Regions from separate parts of the Homo sapiens genome. Here all the other regions are linked to region 1. A link is a contact called in ENCODE Hi-C or POLR2A ChIA-PET data. All regions are on one chromosome and are shown on one strand. The core of a region is the stretch at or near the end of the contact, and the rest is flanking DNA. Distances in the headings are between cores, read along the strand shown. Region 1 holds the start of ZNF347 (zinc finger protein 347). Region 2 holds the start of ZNF600 (zinc finger protein 600). Region 3 holds the start of ZNF28 (zinc finger protein 28).

Region 1 (4,888 bases), core at 1,701-4,200:
CCCCCAAAGCTCTGGGATTACAGGTGTGAGCCACCATGCCCAGCCCAGAAACTAATTGTATTTTGTACTTGAATTATTCTCTCCACACTCTGCCTTGGGATACTTATGTGGTATAATGAAAATCCCACAGAAAGGATATTTCAGACTCTCACACCCTGAAGTCTGCATTGCTCTTCATGCATATGCACAGTATTATTATATTTTTGCATGTCTCTTTCTTGCATGCCAAATAACACCTATGGCATTTATCTTGATGTACCTGAAGTGAAAATACAAGTATAGTAAAAATATGACATATTAGGAAACAAAAAAACTGTGGGGAATATGGATAAAAACAACAACATCTCTTTTTTACCTTTGGAATGCTCAGTGGCAATTGGAAAAATTAATATATATAAATTTTCTTTTAAGAAAGAACATAACACATTCAGATTTTTTTTTTTCCTGGCAGATAAACGACAAAGTTTGTATGTTCACCCTCATAACATTTTGATCATTTGAACTTGTGACCTCTCTACTGGAACTGTATTGAACTTCACCTAAAGGTTGGTTGAGAAGTGTTATGAGACTGTTTATTACATAATGTGGGTTTCTGGGGAAAGCTGGGTAGACTTCCAAAGCTGGTCTAAAAATGGCTTGAGAGCCCAGATAAGCAACTTGCTTGGTGTGTTATGGTTGATAAGGTGTGGGGATGGGTTAGAGGAAGCTTTGTGTGGTTTGAACGTCCATCTAGTGACAAAGGAGGAAGCACTCAAGCATGACCAGTTTGACCAAATGGGCAGAACAGAAGTGCAGAGCTGTAAAAGCGTTAGTAGTACAACATCACAAAATGGAGACTGACGCTAGTACACTGAATTATTTACTCTGGAAAGTTCTGAATTCTTGGTTTGGGAAGACCCCAGTTTTCTTTTTTGTTTGTTTGTTTTGTTTTGTTTTTTGAGACGGAGGCTTGCTCTGTCACCGGGGCTGGAATGCAGTGGCGTGATCTCGGCTCACTGCAACCTCCACCTCCCAGGTTCAAGTGATTCTCCTGCCTCAGCCTCCCAAGTAGCTGGGACTACAGGCATGTGCCACCACGCCTGGCTAATTTTTGTATTTTTAGTAGAGACAGTTTCACCATGTTGGCCAGGCTGGTCTCGAACTCCTGACCTCAAGTGATCCACCCGCCTCTGCCTCCCAAAGTGCTGGGATTACAGGTGTGAGCCACCACGCCCTGCCCTAGTTTTCTTGATAGTAATATTCTACATTTATTCTTCCGCTGTACCCATAGGACTCATTAAAAATAACACAACTGTTGAAAATGTTTTTGAAATCCTGTTTAGTTATAATGCCTAAGATGTTTTTATACTAACTCAGTGAAAATCTGTGGAAAAGTTTCTTACATAATAAATATGATTAAGCAGTTTTACTGGAAGGGCATTTCTCCAAAGGCTATGGAAATGTTATTTTCAGTTTATGGTATTGAGCAATATATTTCATGGTTTATGTTCAATTGTAGTAAAATTACTTTTTATTTTTTAATATGATTTTCCCTTTTATTTTTTTCTTTCATATATTGTAACCCAGATGAAACGTTTAATATTTTGTTAAAGTGAAAACTATACGGTGTATATAAATAAGGGTGTTGTTTGGAGATAAAATTGTGTGACATGAAAATGTACATAAGACAATAGCAGGTATAAACTAGGTTCTCTATAAACATGAAAAAAGGGTATCCCTGTGAGTCTTTAGTTCAGTCAATGTACTGGGATGGTACGTTAGAAATACTGGAAAACTATTCTTTAGGCGAAAATAAATCCAATTGTCATGTGGTGACTATTTTCCACACTCTGTTATCCACATCTGATAGAACATTAAGAAACAGAAAACAAAAAAATAGACCCAATATAGATTACAATTTTAAAATAAAAAGTACTGTGTCAAGTTCCCTTCAGAATGCCCATAAAGTGAATTTGAAATTACATGATATTTAGAAATTATTGATTTAAGCATATTTTGATGCAAAGAAAGATTATGTCAAAGTTGTTTGTGGTTAAGTCATTTCAAGTGTGGAACGGAATAACGAATATAAGCAAAAATAATGCAGTTTATCTCTATTTTTTAAAAATTCACATGGTTTAAATCAGTAGTTGACTGGGCACAGTAGTTCACTCCTGTAATCCCAGCAATTTTGGAGGCCCAGGCAGGAGGATTGCTTGAGGTCAAGAGTTGGAGACCAGCCTGGGCCGAGACTCCCATCTTTACAAAAATATATGTTTTAAAGAACAATAAAGCAGCCCTTGGTGATCTAACTTATCGGCCTTAACCTTCCCATGAATTGAGCACAGGCTTGACTCTTCCACTGGGGAGAATGGGGATTTGAAATGTAAAGGAGGTTCTGTTGGGCTACTGCATTAAATTGCATATCCGTCCAGGTAGGATGCTGCATTTCCCATTCTACTTTGAATCATCCTCAGAGATAATTTCCAGACATTTTAGTTAAATTAAATACATTTTAATTGCAGGAATTGCTGGATCCAATCGCCGTGCCTCGTGGATCCTCCACTAAGATCCCAGTTCCCAGACCGAGATCCCCGATTCCCAGATCCCCGTTCCTGAGCTGCAGCAGACTCCCTAGCAGGACTGGGTCCAACCCGCCGGCAAACAATTTTAACATAAACCGTTTTCAACTTGGTAAGAGGAAATCATTTTGGTTTCTATCATAAGTGGTCCACGTAAGTCTATTCTTTCACCTTAAAACTGCTTCAAATTGGAACGGTGCTCCCGGGGACATAGTGAACACTCCAGCGTTTCTAAACCGGGAAAAATGAGACTGCGGGCTAGGCAGGCTGAGGGAAGCGCAGACCCCGCCCCAGCTCCGCCCCAGCGTTTCGTCCGCAGACCCCGCCTCTCCCCAGGCCCCGCCCCCAGAGTGCCCGGGCTCTTTTCCGCGCACGCGCAGTTTTCTGCAGTTCCGGAAGCGGATCGTGTTGGGTGCGGGTGACGCCGCCGAGCGTGAGTGTCCCTCAGTATGGATTAAACTTGCGAACCGCCGTGCCCCGTTTCCGCAGCCAGTTCCCGGGCTCGCTACAGACCTTTTTTTTTTTCTTTTTTTTTTTTTTTGGTGAGACGGAGATTTACTCTTGTTGTCCAGGCTGGAGTGCAATGGCGCGATTTCGGCTCACCGCATCCTCCGCCTCCCAGGTTCAAGCGATTCTCCTGCCTCAGCCTCCCGAGTAGCTGGGATTACAGGCATGTGCCACCACGCCCGGCTAATTTTGTATTTTTAGTAGAGACGGGGTTTCACCGTGTTGCCCAGGCTGATCTCGAACTCCTGACCTCAGGTAATCCGCCCGCCTCGGCCTCCCAAAGTGCTGGGGTTACAAGCGTGAGCCACTGCGCCCGGCAGCTACAGACCTTAAGATCCCCGCACCGCGCCCTCCACCCCAGCTGACTCGCGGTGTGGGTTCGGAGTCGCTTCTCTTTGGGTTGAAGTAGCTCTGAGGCTTCTCCCTGTCCCCGGCCTTTCGCGTCTTCCTCCCGCTTAAAACCCTTTCCTGACCCCTCCTCCCGCCCCGGGCTTTTTAAAGTCCTCGCCCGCGAGGTGGATTCCCGCCCTGGGTGCCTCCCAGCCTCGCCCTCGTCGGCCCCTGGAGCGCAGCTCCTCAGCCCCGGTACCGGCGAGGCCGCGTCCTCTGCCTGGTCCTGGCATCCTGCAGACCCCACCCCTCTTCTAAGGCGCCGTCGCCCCGCCACCTCCCTCCTCCTCGTGCCGGGCCCTGCTGCTCCCCAGGCCTCCCCTTCGCAGTCCCCGCTTCTCCTGAGCCCGCGCTGGGGAGGTGCCCGGGGCCTGTCCTGTGACACCCGGTGTTCTTGCCTGCCCAGCTCCAGCCCCTGGAAAATGCGCTCCTCCAAGATGCAGGCGTCTTAGTCCAAACCTTCCTGTGAATGTGTGGACCAAGGGGATTAGCAGGTAGAGAAAGGGGCAGAGACAGAGAGAGAAGTAGAAAAACTGAGAGGAAAGAGTGAGGGAAACCCGTAACCAGATGGCAAAGTAGAGGATGGGCGAGGGATTTGCAGATGGTAAGAGAAGGAGCTGAGAAGGCAGAAGGAGAAAAGCAACTGGGGAAATGTAGAGAAAAGCTCGATGTCCAGAGACATGAAGGACAGCAAGGTAGGGAGAGGGCCAGAAAGTGGGAGGCTCCTCAGACAGAGTCCGGGAGAGGAGGAGGGATTTGGAGCCAGGGCAGACAAGCAGCGTGGTGCTGGGACAGCAAGAGGGGACAGCCGGTGACGAGGAGAGCAGAAGGAGAACCACAGCAGGGGGAGGCCTGGGATCTGGGGGTGCCAGAGAGTGGGGCAAGAGGTGTAGAAGGGAAGAGGAGATTCAACAGAGGGAGCAGAGATGGGAGAAGAAAGAGGCAGAAATATATGGAGACTGGGGACAATGAAAAGACTGGGGAGAAAGAGGAATCAGAGTTGAAACAAGGCCCCAGAATGGGACAGAACAGGTGCAAGCGGAGGAAGAAGGGGAGAAATAGCAGGAGATGAGAGGGGCTCAGAACGACGCGCAAAGAACCAGGGGAAAAACACAGAAAATAAAAAATAAGCTAATGTGAGAATGAGAGCTATGTAGAGGATGAGGGAGGGAAACACACAGTATGGAAGCAAGAGAGGGACCCTGAGTCCAGGTGAGTGGTGCGTTGATTAGATGTGATGATGACATTGTGACATTGGTTTCTGGGTTTAAAATAATGCAACACATTTAAAATACGTTTACTTAAATTATGCAGTTGCAAATGAGAATGGAAGAAACTCCTTTATGTAAAATGCGTAACACGTGCATTTGACAATTATTAGTATTAGGGTATAGCTTCATTTGCAATCACTATTCAAACCAGAGGGCAGT
Region 2 (4,888 bases), core at 1,540-4,039, 370 kb after region 1:
GTCTCGCTCCATTGCCCAGGATGGATTGCATTGGTGAAGAGGTGGGTTGCCCCTCCACACCTGTGGGCATTTCTCGTCAGGTGGAACGAGACACTTTGAAAAGAAAGAGACACAGAGACAAAGTATAGAAGAGAAAGTTACATGTATACATAAAATGAGTGAGAAAATACATTTCCAAAATTCTTTTGAGTTGAGATGTGAGAGAAAAATGTTTCAAGACCTCATCCCTAGATATCTGAGTCCCAGGAGCTCTGTGACATCAACTCCTGCCTCTGTCCTCCTCCCTACCTCTACTGTAACCATGCAGGCTTCTTTTCTTTTTCTGGGACTCAGGTTGCTCCTTTCTCAGGGCCTTCACCTGGGCTGTCCCTCTGCCTAGGACTCTCTGGCCACTCAGCTGCAAGTGACAAGCAGCCTTTCTTCCCTAAGTCTTTGTTCTGACATCACTTTTTCTATGAAAACTTTTGTGTTCTCCCACAGTCCCCCATTTGACATGACAGCCCCACCTTCACCCCCATCTCTGGCCCATGTTGCCTGTTCTGTGTGATCCTTTTTGCTCCTTCGCTGTTCACTGGATCCTGGTGGGAACAAGTCCCCAAGCGGAGAGCAGAGCCAGAAGGTGGGGCTCTGCGGGGCTGGTGCCCTGAGTGGAGCTCAAACTTGGCTTCACATTAGGGTTTTCAGGCATTTTGCAAATATAGCTTCTATGCTGTTTTATCAGAGATTGCTATTATCACAGTATGGGACCCACCCTCAATAATACCTACAATGGTGCAGGTGATTCTCATCTGTCTCCAGCATTGAACATCAAGGCAGTTTCCTCCATGTTGAGAGCTGAGATCAGCCTGTGATCCACAGGGAGGTGAGGGGGCTGTGCTCTGCATGGGGTTTGGTTAGGGCCAGATCTGTGCCCTGAAGATCTGTGTCCTGCTGCAGCGTGTGTGTGGACTTTTGCAGGAGGGAGCAAGACCTCAAAACAGGTCAAAATTGCCCTTGTAGGTCTTCCTGTGGCACCTTCTTATCTCCACATAATCTCTGGTGCAGTGGGCAGCAGAGAACCATCTTTATCCCTGGTGAGGTCTCCCCTGTGTGTGTGTTTTGTCACAGGAAAGGAGGGAGTGATTTCTAAAAATTAAATCTCGTATTTTTTTTTACATACAGGATTGATTTTCCAAAGACTCATGTTACGTGAGGAAGACACCAAGAGGAGCAAAGAAAAGGAGCCAGGGATGGCTCTTCCTCAGGTGGAGTAATATTCCTCGGTGGATTCTTCTGTCTCTTTCCTTTCTGAAATGCCAGGTATTGTAGTAGCCAGTCTTCTGTGAGTCTGAAGCATCCTGCCTCACACGTTTGCTCACACTAACCCATGCCTTTTCTCAGTCCTTGTCATCTTCACTTAAATTCCATCTTCTATAACCTAGTGACATGAGCTTGGGAAGAGGCTGCACTGGGCATGGTCCTGGGAAGGGCTCACACCAGAGATGGATGGAGATGGGGTGTGGACCCCAAGGTGTCAGTGATATTGGGCAGCAGGGATTGTTCAGGGGCCACATCTGGATGCACATTTAGCTCTTTGTGGATCAGATCAGAGAATCTATGTATGAAAGTCATACATTAATGTATGCACTGGTATCTGTGTACTGGTATCTGGTAAATTCTGGAAAAGGAGACAAACTAGGGGAGATATTTCTTTTTCTTTTTCTTTTTCTTTTTTTTTTTTGAGACGTAGCCTCGCTCTGTCGCCCAGGCTGGAGTGCAGTGGCACGATCTTGGCTCACTGCACGCTCCGCCTCCCGGGTTCACTCCATTCTCCTGTCTCAGCCTCCCTAGTAGCTGGGATTACAGGCACCCACCACCACGCTTGGCTAATTTTTTTGTATTTTTTAGTAGAGATGGGGTTTCACTGTGTTAGCCAGGATGGTCTCGATCTCCTGACCTCATGATCTGCCCGCCTCAGCCTCCCAAAGTGCTGAGATTACAGGTGTGAGCCAGCGCGCCCGGTCTTGTTTTTGTTTGGGTTAGGCGGGCTCCTGTAGTTCCAGTTACTCGAAAGGCTGAGGCAGGAGAAGGGCGTGAACCCGGGAGGCGGAGCTTGCAGTGAGCCAAAATCGTGCCACTGCACTCCAGCCTGGGCGACACAGCGAGACTCCGTCTCAAAAAAAAAAAAAAAAAAAAAAAGTAAAAGAGCGAGAGAGAGATCAGGAAGAGGACCCTGCAGTTAGGGGGTGTTACTTTGTCGCCCAGGATGGCCTGGACCCCCAGGTTCAGGGATTCTCCCGCCGCTGCTTCCTGAGTAGCTGGGACCTCAGGCTTCCGCCTCGTGCCCGCATCCCTGCTGTGTTTAGGCAGCAGGTGGTGACCTCACTCCTCCCTGGCCTGAGCTCTCCGTCCCGCATCCCAGGCGGAGGCCCTAGGGAACACTTTGAAGCTGAGCACGGGGTGGACCCTCCCTCCTGAGTGAATGGAGAATAGAAAGGGAGAGGATTTCTGTTCTGTTCTGTGGGCCATCAGCATGAAATCGTATGTTCCGCCCTGGCAGGGCTTTGCATTTCACATTCTAGTTTGCATTCCCGTTCCAGATAATTCCAGGGCTTTTGAATCATGCCTCAGCCTTCCTGGCCGCTGTCGCCTCCAAAAACTCGAAAAACAGAGGCGCTGAGTGCGAGGCTGAGAAGCACAGGTCCCGCCCCGGGCCCTCCCTCTGCCGGTTCTAAAGGGCAAGGTCTCTCCGCCTGGGGCCCCGCCTCTACCCCGCCCAGGTCCAGCCAACCTGCCCCGGCCTGGCTTCAGTCCTGGGCGCGCACAAACCCGGAAGCGGATCGCGTGGAGTGAAGGTCCTACCACGGCGCGTGAGTTTTGCTCTGCCTTGGATTAAGTCTGCACTTCCCAGGTCCCCGGCGCTTCTGCCCCTGGGACGTGGGATCCCCACGGACCTGGAAATTCTCGCCTGTCTTCCCTTCACCCAGAGCAAATTGAGACGTCCCGGTAAGAGTCTGGAAGTTGCTTGCTTTTGGGTTTGAAGTCGCTCGGAGGCTGGTCCCGTCCCCGGTCTTTCTGCTATAGGGCAATGTATACACTTCCTATCGCGTATTTTTCCTGCTCAAAACATTTTTCTGACTATTCCCGCCCCGTGCTTTTTAAAGTCCTCACCCGCGAGGTGGATTCCAGCCCTGGGCGCCTCCCAGCCTCGCCCCAGTTGGCACCTGGAGCGCGGCGCCCCGGCCCCAGCCCCGGGGAGGCTGCGTCCTCTGCCTGGTCCTGGGATCCTGCAGGTCCCACCTTTGTCTTAGGGTGCCGTCGCCCACCACGTCCCTCCTGGTGCCGGGCCCTGCTGCTCCCCAAGTCTTCGCTTCCCCTGAGCCAGGGTTGGGGTGGGTCGCAGGGGCTTGTCCTATGATACCAGGTGTTCTTTCCTGTCCAGCTCCACCCCCTGGAAAATGCGCTTCTACGGGATGCAGGCGTCTTACTCCAAACCCGCCTGTGATTACTCCAAACCCGCCTGGGCCAAAGGGATCAGGAGATAGAGAGAGGGACTGAGAGAGCAGTAGAAAACCAGAGACAGAGAAAAGAAGAATGAGAAAGGCCCATAACAGATGGCAAAGTAGAGGATGGGTTAGGAATTTGCCAAGAGACAGCAAAAGTGAAAGAAAAAAAACTAAGAAAGCAGGAGGAGAAAAGCAACTGGAGAAATGTAGAGAAAAGCTAGATGTACAGAAAGATGAAGGACAGCAAGGTAGGGAGAGGGGCAGCAAAGAGGGAGGCTCACCAGAGTGAGGGAGAGGAGGAGGGATTTGGAGCCAGGGCAGACAGAGCAGAGTGGTGCTGGTGGCAAGAACAGATGGAGAACCACAGCAGGGAGGACACCTGGGGATCTGAGGTGCTGGAGAGTGGGGACAGAGGGGTATAACAGGGAAGAGAGAATTTAATAGGGAGAGCAGAGGAGACGGAGAGATAAGAGAAGAGGCTGTAATATATAGACATTGAGGAAGATTGAAAGATTGGGGAGAAAGAACAACAAGAGGTTAAATAAGGACCGGGCGCTGTGGGTCATGCCTGTAATCCCAGCATTTTGGGAGGCTGAGGCGGGTGGATCACCTGAGGTCCGGAGTTCGAGACCAGCCTGATCAACAGGGAGAAACCCCGTCTCTATTAAAAATATAAAATTAGCTGGGAGCGGTTGCACATGCCTGTAATCCCAGCTACTAGGGAGGCTGAGGCAGGAGAAACCTTTGAACCTGGGAGGCAGAGGTTGCGGTGAGAGCCAAGATCGCACCGGTGCACTCCAGCCTGCACAACAAGAGTGAAACTCCATCTCAAAAAGGAAAAAAAAAAAAGAGGTTAAATAAGCTGTGAGAATGGAGCAGAAGAGGTGGAAGAGAAGTAATAGAGGGAAGAAGGGGATAAACAGCAGGAGAGGAGAGGGGTACAAAATGAGGAGCACAATCCCAGGGAAAAAGAAAAGAAAACAAGAGCTAGAGAGAGAAGGGGAGAATGAGAGATATGCACAGAATTAGGGAGGGAAGCACAGTAATGAAGAAAGAGGGGCTGGGCGCAGTGGCTCATGCCTGTAATCTCAGCACTTTAGGAGACTGAGGCAAAGGGATTGCTTGAGTCTAGGAGTTCAAGACCAGCCTGGGCAAAATAGTGAGGCTCCCCCCATCTCTGTCAAAAAAGGAAAAAAAAAATTTAACCGGGTGTGATAGTGTGCACCTGCAGTTTCAGCTTCTCTAGGCCGAAGCAGGAGGATCACTTGAGCCCAGGAGCTCCAGGCTGCTGTGAGCAGAGATCATGCCACTGTACTCCAGCCTGGTCAAAAGAGCAAGACCCTGTCTCAAAAGAAAAAAAGGGTGGGGGACTTTGGGTACAGATAAGTGGGTGAGTTCATTGG
Region 3 (4,888 bases), core at 2,389-4,888, 340 kb after region 1:
CGTGAGTCCTTCCCAGTTTGTCACTGTTACCAAGAATGCCACACTGGCTGCCTGTGAGTGTGCTGACTTCGCTACATGTATCTGGAGGGTTCCTGCAGGAGGGGCTATTGAGAAACTGATTGCTTCTTCTAGGACGTGGCATTTCCTCATTTCTTAGATCTGGGAAGATTCCATCCCTACCCCCAGGTGTAAAAGCGCCCTCTCTGAGAACATGAGAGAGCACCATGTGCCCTGCAGCCTCTGCATTTCAGGCTCAAGCAATCCTCCCATCTCAGCCTCCCAAGTAGCTGGAACTACAGGTGTGCACCACCGTGTCCAGCTAATTTTTGTATTTTTGGTAGAAACATGGTTTCAACATGTTGCCCAGGCTTATTTTGAATTTTTAGTCCCGTTATTTCTAAGTCTCTGTTTTATAAATTTGTGTATAATTTCTTGGGATCATCCACGTTATCTCTTTGTATATCTGGTTATGTTCTGTTGGAACTTCAGCAGTTCAGAAATCAGCCAGCTTTCACGGTTTTTGGTGTCTGACTTCAGTGAGGAAGAACACTCTCCAATCAGACTGGCTAGAGATTCCTGAGACCTCTCCAGATTTTTCTTTATTTTCGTCTTTAAAGTTAGTTATTTCTTTTTTTTGAGATGGAGTCTCTCTATGTCACCCAGGCTGGAGTGCAGTGGCACAATCTCAGCTCACTGCAACCTCTGCCTCCCAGGTTCAATTGATTCTTCTGTCTCATCCTCTTGAGTATCTGGGACTACAGGCGCGCACCACCACACCTCGCTAATTTTTGTATCTTTAGTAGAGATGGGGTTTTACCCTGTTGGCCAGGCTGGTTTCACAGTCCTGACCTCAGGTGATCTGCCCACCTCGGCCACCCAAAGTGCCGGGATTGCAGGCATGAGCCACCGCGACCAGTCATGGATAGCTTTAAATCAACAAAGTAATAAGTTGTGTTAGACTGTCAGCCAACCGGCAGGTAGACATATCTTTGTATTTACCTGGATGCCTATGTAAGAAAAACTTAAAGAGGAGGCATTTCCTTTGTTTTTGAGGACACCCTACTGTGGAACTGGTAATGTGTTTTTTTTGTTTTTTGTTTTGTTTTGTTTTATTTTGTTTTGAGACGGAGTCTCACTCAGGCATGAGCCACTGCGCCGGCCATATTTATTATTATTATTATTATTATTATTTATTTTTTGTTTTTGAGACGGAGTTTCACTGTTGTTGCCTGGGCTGGAGTGCAATGGCGTGATCTTGGCTCACCACAACCTCCGTGTCTCCTGGGCTCAAGCGATTCACCTCCCTCAGCCTCCCGAGTAGCTGGGAATAGAGGCACATGCCAACAGGCCAGGCTAATTTTTGTATTTATAGGAGAGATGGGGTTTCTCCATATTGGTCAGGCCGGTCTCCAACTTCCGACCTCAGGCCATCTGTCCTCCTCGGCCTTCCAAAACGCTGGGATTACAGGCTTGAACCACCGCGCCTGGCCTGAAGTGGTATTTTTTAGAAAGTAACTAAGCCTTTTTTCAGTTTAATGACCCAAGGATGTATTTCTGAAGGTCTTGGGAACGATCCTTGTAAGGCAAACTACAAGGGCGATAGTACCTATATCTCAGTAGGAAGTTAAATAATTCAAACATCAAATATTTCAAATTTAAAGCTACGGACATTTAAATAATTCTGAGCTTTGAGAGGAACGTGGTCATGCAACCTGAGTCCAGTGGTGTGCAGGCGCAACTTCTAAGAGTTTTACTGGCCAGGTGCGGTGGCGCACGCCTGTAGTCTCAGCACTTTGGGAGGCTAAGGTGGGTGGATCACTTGAGGTCAGGAATTAGAAACCAGCCTGGCCAACATGGTGAAACCCCGTGTCTACTGAAAATACAAAAGCATTAGCCAGGCATGGTGGCGTGTGCCTGTAATCCCAGCTACTCAGGAGGCTGAGGCAGGAGAGCTGCTTGAACCCGGGAGATGGAGGTCACAGTGAGCCAAGATTGCACCACTGCACTCCAGCCTGGGCAACAGAGCAAGACTCCGTACCAAAAACCAAACCAAAACAAAACAAAACAAAAAGTGCAATAAAATTTAGTTTCCTAATATAAATTTTAAAAAAAGTTTACCTGTAAATAATTAGGAAGACTAACCTGTTGGCATCATTGTCCCTTCTTATGGAGTGATAAAGTAACCTTCCTTGAAGTGTATCAATCCATAACCAATCAATTTGCTGCAGCCTATGCACTGGCCTTGAATGGAAAATGTGATTCTGGTAAAGCTTCTCTGTCTTTCCCTGTGTGTGAAACCTTAACGTCTCTACTTGGGAACACGGGCCCCCTTCATTTGGAGTTGACGTTTCCAGGTGGCTATCCTCAAGCTTTGTGTTCCAATAAACTCTATAGTTAATTATGTATTCTAAATTTTATTATTTACTGCTGACGTCAGTTTCTGTCGGACTGTAGCAGCCTCACTAGAGACGGCACCTGCCTCCATGTTGTAAAACTCACACTTGTCAAAAAGACGTGGGTTAAAGTAATTCCCCTCTCTCTGCATGAAGCTAACTAGCTGACACAGATAGTCACCTCCATTACCAAGTACAGCCAGGATGAACTATGTGCGACCAAGGCTGTTGTCAACTAATCTTCCCTGAGGACTGATTAGTGTTTATCTTGAAAACATGTACTTAACGGGTTGCATAGAACAATGAAGTTTCTTTCTCTCTTTTCAACCTCTTAGCTGTTTGCCTCTATTTCCCAACACATTCTGGTCTAAGGCTTATTCATTAATAGAATAGTTCTTATTTCTTCCTGTTTTGTCATGAAGATGATTTCTCATTTCGGGGAAGATTTTTTAGTTTTCAGTTGTATTTTCTCAACATTTAAAAAGCAAAGTAAAGAGTATTTCCTGGGCCAGGCACAGTGGCTCAGGCCTGTAATCCCAGCACTTGGGGAGGCCAAGGCAGTCGGATCACTTGAAGTCAGGAGTTCGAGACCAGCCTGTCCAACATGGCGAAATCCTGTCTCTACACAAAATACAAAAATTAACCGGGCATGGTGGGTGTGCCTGTAGTGCCAGCTACTCCGGAGGCTGAGGCAGAAGAATCGCTTCAACCCAGGAGGCAGAGGCTGCAGTGAGTCAAGATCTCGCCACTGCACTCCAGCCAGGGCGACAGAGAAATAGCCTCAAAAAAAAAAAAAAAAAAAAGGGAAAAAGAAAAGAAAAAAATGTAAATAAAAAGGAGAAAGTAATAGATCTCTTTTACAAATGTGCTGGGACAACTAACTGGATATCCACACGGAAAAGAGTAATGTTGTATCCCTGTCTCGCACAAGCAAATTTTTTTTTTATTATTTTTTTATTTTTTTATTTTTTTTTAGAGACGGAGTCTGGCTCTGTTGCCCAGGCTGGTGTGCAGTGGCTCGATCTCGGCCCAATGCAAGCTGTATCTCCCGGGTTCAAAAGCCTGAGAACATGGCCTGGGAGGAGGCTGAGACTCACAGGTCCCGCTCCGGCCCCGCCCTCTGCGGGTTCTAAAGGGCAAGGTCTCGCCGCTTCGCGCCCCGCCCACACCTCACCCGGGCCCCGCTCGCCTCCTCGTTGGCTCCACCCAGGCCTGGTTTCTGTCCTGCGCGCGCAGATTCGCGCAGACCAGGAAGCGGATCCCGTGGAATGACGGTGACGCCGCGGCGGGCGGTGAGTTTTGCTCTGTGTGGTGTTAAGTCTGAGCTTCCCAGGTCCCCGGCACTTCTGTACATGGGATGTGGGGTCCCCCTAGACCTGGAAGTTCTCCCCTTTCTTCGTTCACTCAGAGCAAATGGAGATGTTCTACTGGGAGTCCGGAAGCCCCTTCTTTTTAGGTTTAAAGTCGCCCTGAGGCTGGTCCCGTCCCGGGTCTTTCTGCTACAGGGCAATGTATACACTTCCTATCTCGTAGTTTTCCTGCTCAAAACCTTTTTTTGACTCCTTCCGCACGGCTCTTTTTAAAGTCCTCACCCTAGAGGTGTATTCCCACCCTGTGCGCCTCCCAGCCTCATCCTCCTGGGTTCCTGGAGCACAGCGCGGCGACCCCAGTCCCGGGAAGGCTGCGTTCTGTGGTCCTGGGATCCTGCGGATCCCACCCTTGTCCGAAGGCGTCGTCGCTCCCCACCTCCCTCCTCCTCTTGCTGGGCCCTGCTGCTCCCCAGATCTCCCCTCCGCAGTCACCGCTTCCCCTGAGCCCGCGTTGGAGAGGTGCCTGGGGCTTGTCCTGTGACGCGGGGTGTTCTTGCCCGCCCAGCTCCAGCTCTGGGAAAATGCGCTTCTCCGAGATGCAGGTGTCTTACTCCAAACCCTCGTGTGATCGTGTGGGCCAAAGGGATCAGGAGACAGAGAGAGGGACTAAGAGAGCAGTAGAAAACCTGAGACAGAGAAAAGAAGAATGAGAAAGACCCATAACAGATGGCAAAGTAGAGGATGGTGAGGGATTTGCCAAGAGACAGCAAAAGTGATAAAAGATAAGAAAGCAGGAGGAGAAAAGCAACTGGAGAAATGTAGAGAAAAGCTAGATGTACAGAGAGATGAAGGACAGACAGCAAGGTAGGGAGAGGGGCAGAAATGTGGAGGCTCATCAGAGTGAGGGAGAGGAGGAGGGATGTGGAGCCGGGTCAGACAGAGCAGAGTGGTGCTGGTGGCAAGGAGAACAGAGGGAGAAGCACAGCGGGGAGGACACCTGGGGATCTGGGGTGCCAGACTGGGTCCAGGGGGTTATAACAGAGAAGAGAGAATTTAACAGGGAGAGCAGAGAGGGGAGAAGAGGTGGAAATCTATGGAGATTGAGGACGATCTAAAGATTGGGGAGAAGGACCAACAAGAGGTTAAATAAGGGCCGGGCGCGGTGGCTCACGCCTGTAATCCCAG

Evidence for each region. Hi-C counts contacts between places; a loop is a spot of excess contacts on that map. ChIA-PET counts read pairs that join two places held with the same protein, here RNA polymerase II (POLR2A). Pooled maps may share reads with other maps.
Region 2: a pooled map shows a loop between it and region 1 (6-fold over the local background). The contact joins the promoter of ZNF600 here to the promoter of ZNF347 in region 1. A Hi-C loop is called at or near these places in 7 of 50 pooled maps. POLR2A ChIA-PET finds 5 or more read pairs at or near these places in 4 of 52 experiments (H1, activated B cell, activated T-cell and 1 more).
Region 3: a pooled map shows a loop between it and region 1 (19-fold over the local background). The contact joins the promoter of ZNF28 here to the promoter of ZNF347 in region 1. A Hi-C loop is called at or near these places in 8 of 50 pooled maps. POLR2A ChIA-PET finds 5 or more read pairs at or near these places in 2 of 52 experiments (CD8-positive, alpha-beta memory T cell and Panc1).

The regions. Positions count from the first base shown.
Region 1 is chr19:53,157,115-53,162,002 of GRCh38, reverse strand. ZNF347 (zinc finger protein 347) reads left to right here and starts at 2,950. Exons shown (of 5, transcript NM_032584.3): 1 at 2,950-2,994. RefSeq lists a silencer at 2,768-3,017 and an enhancer at 2,753-3,047.
Region 2 is chr19:52,784,692-52,789,579 of GRCh38, reverse strand. It overlaps ZNF600 (zinc finger protein 600), which reads left to right and starts at 2,789. Exons shown (of 6, transcript NM_001321866.4): 1 at 2,789-2,985. RefSeq lists a silencer at 2,631-2,780 and enhancers at 2,113-2,970, 2,971-3,829.
Region 3 is chr19:52,820,383-52,825,270 of GRCh38, reverse strand. ZNF28 (zinc finger protein 28) reads left to right here and starts at 3,638. Exons shown (of 4, transcript NM_006969.5): 1 at 3,638-3,685. It also overlaps a transcript of ZNF600 not described here. RefSeq lists an enhancer at 3,192-3,693.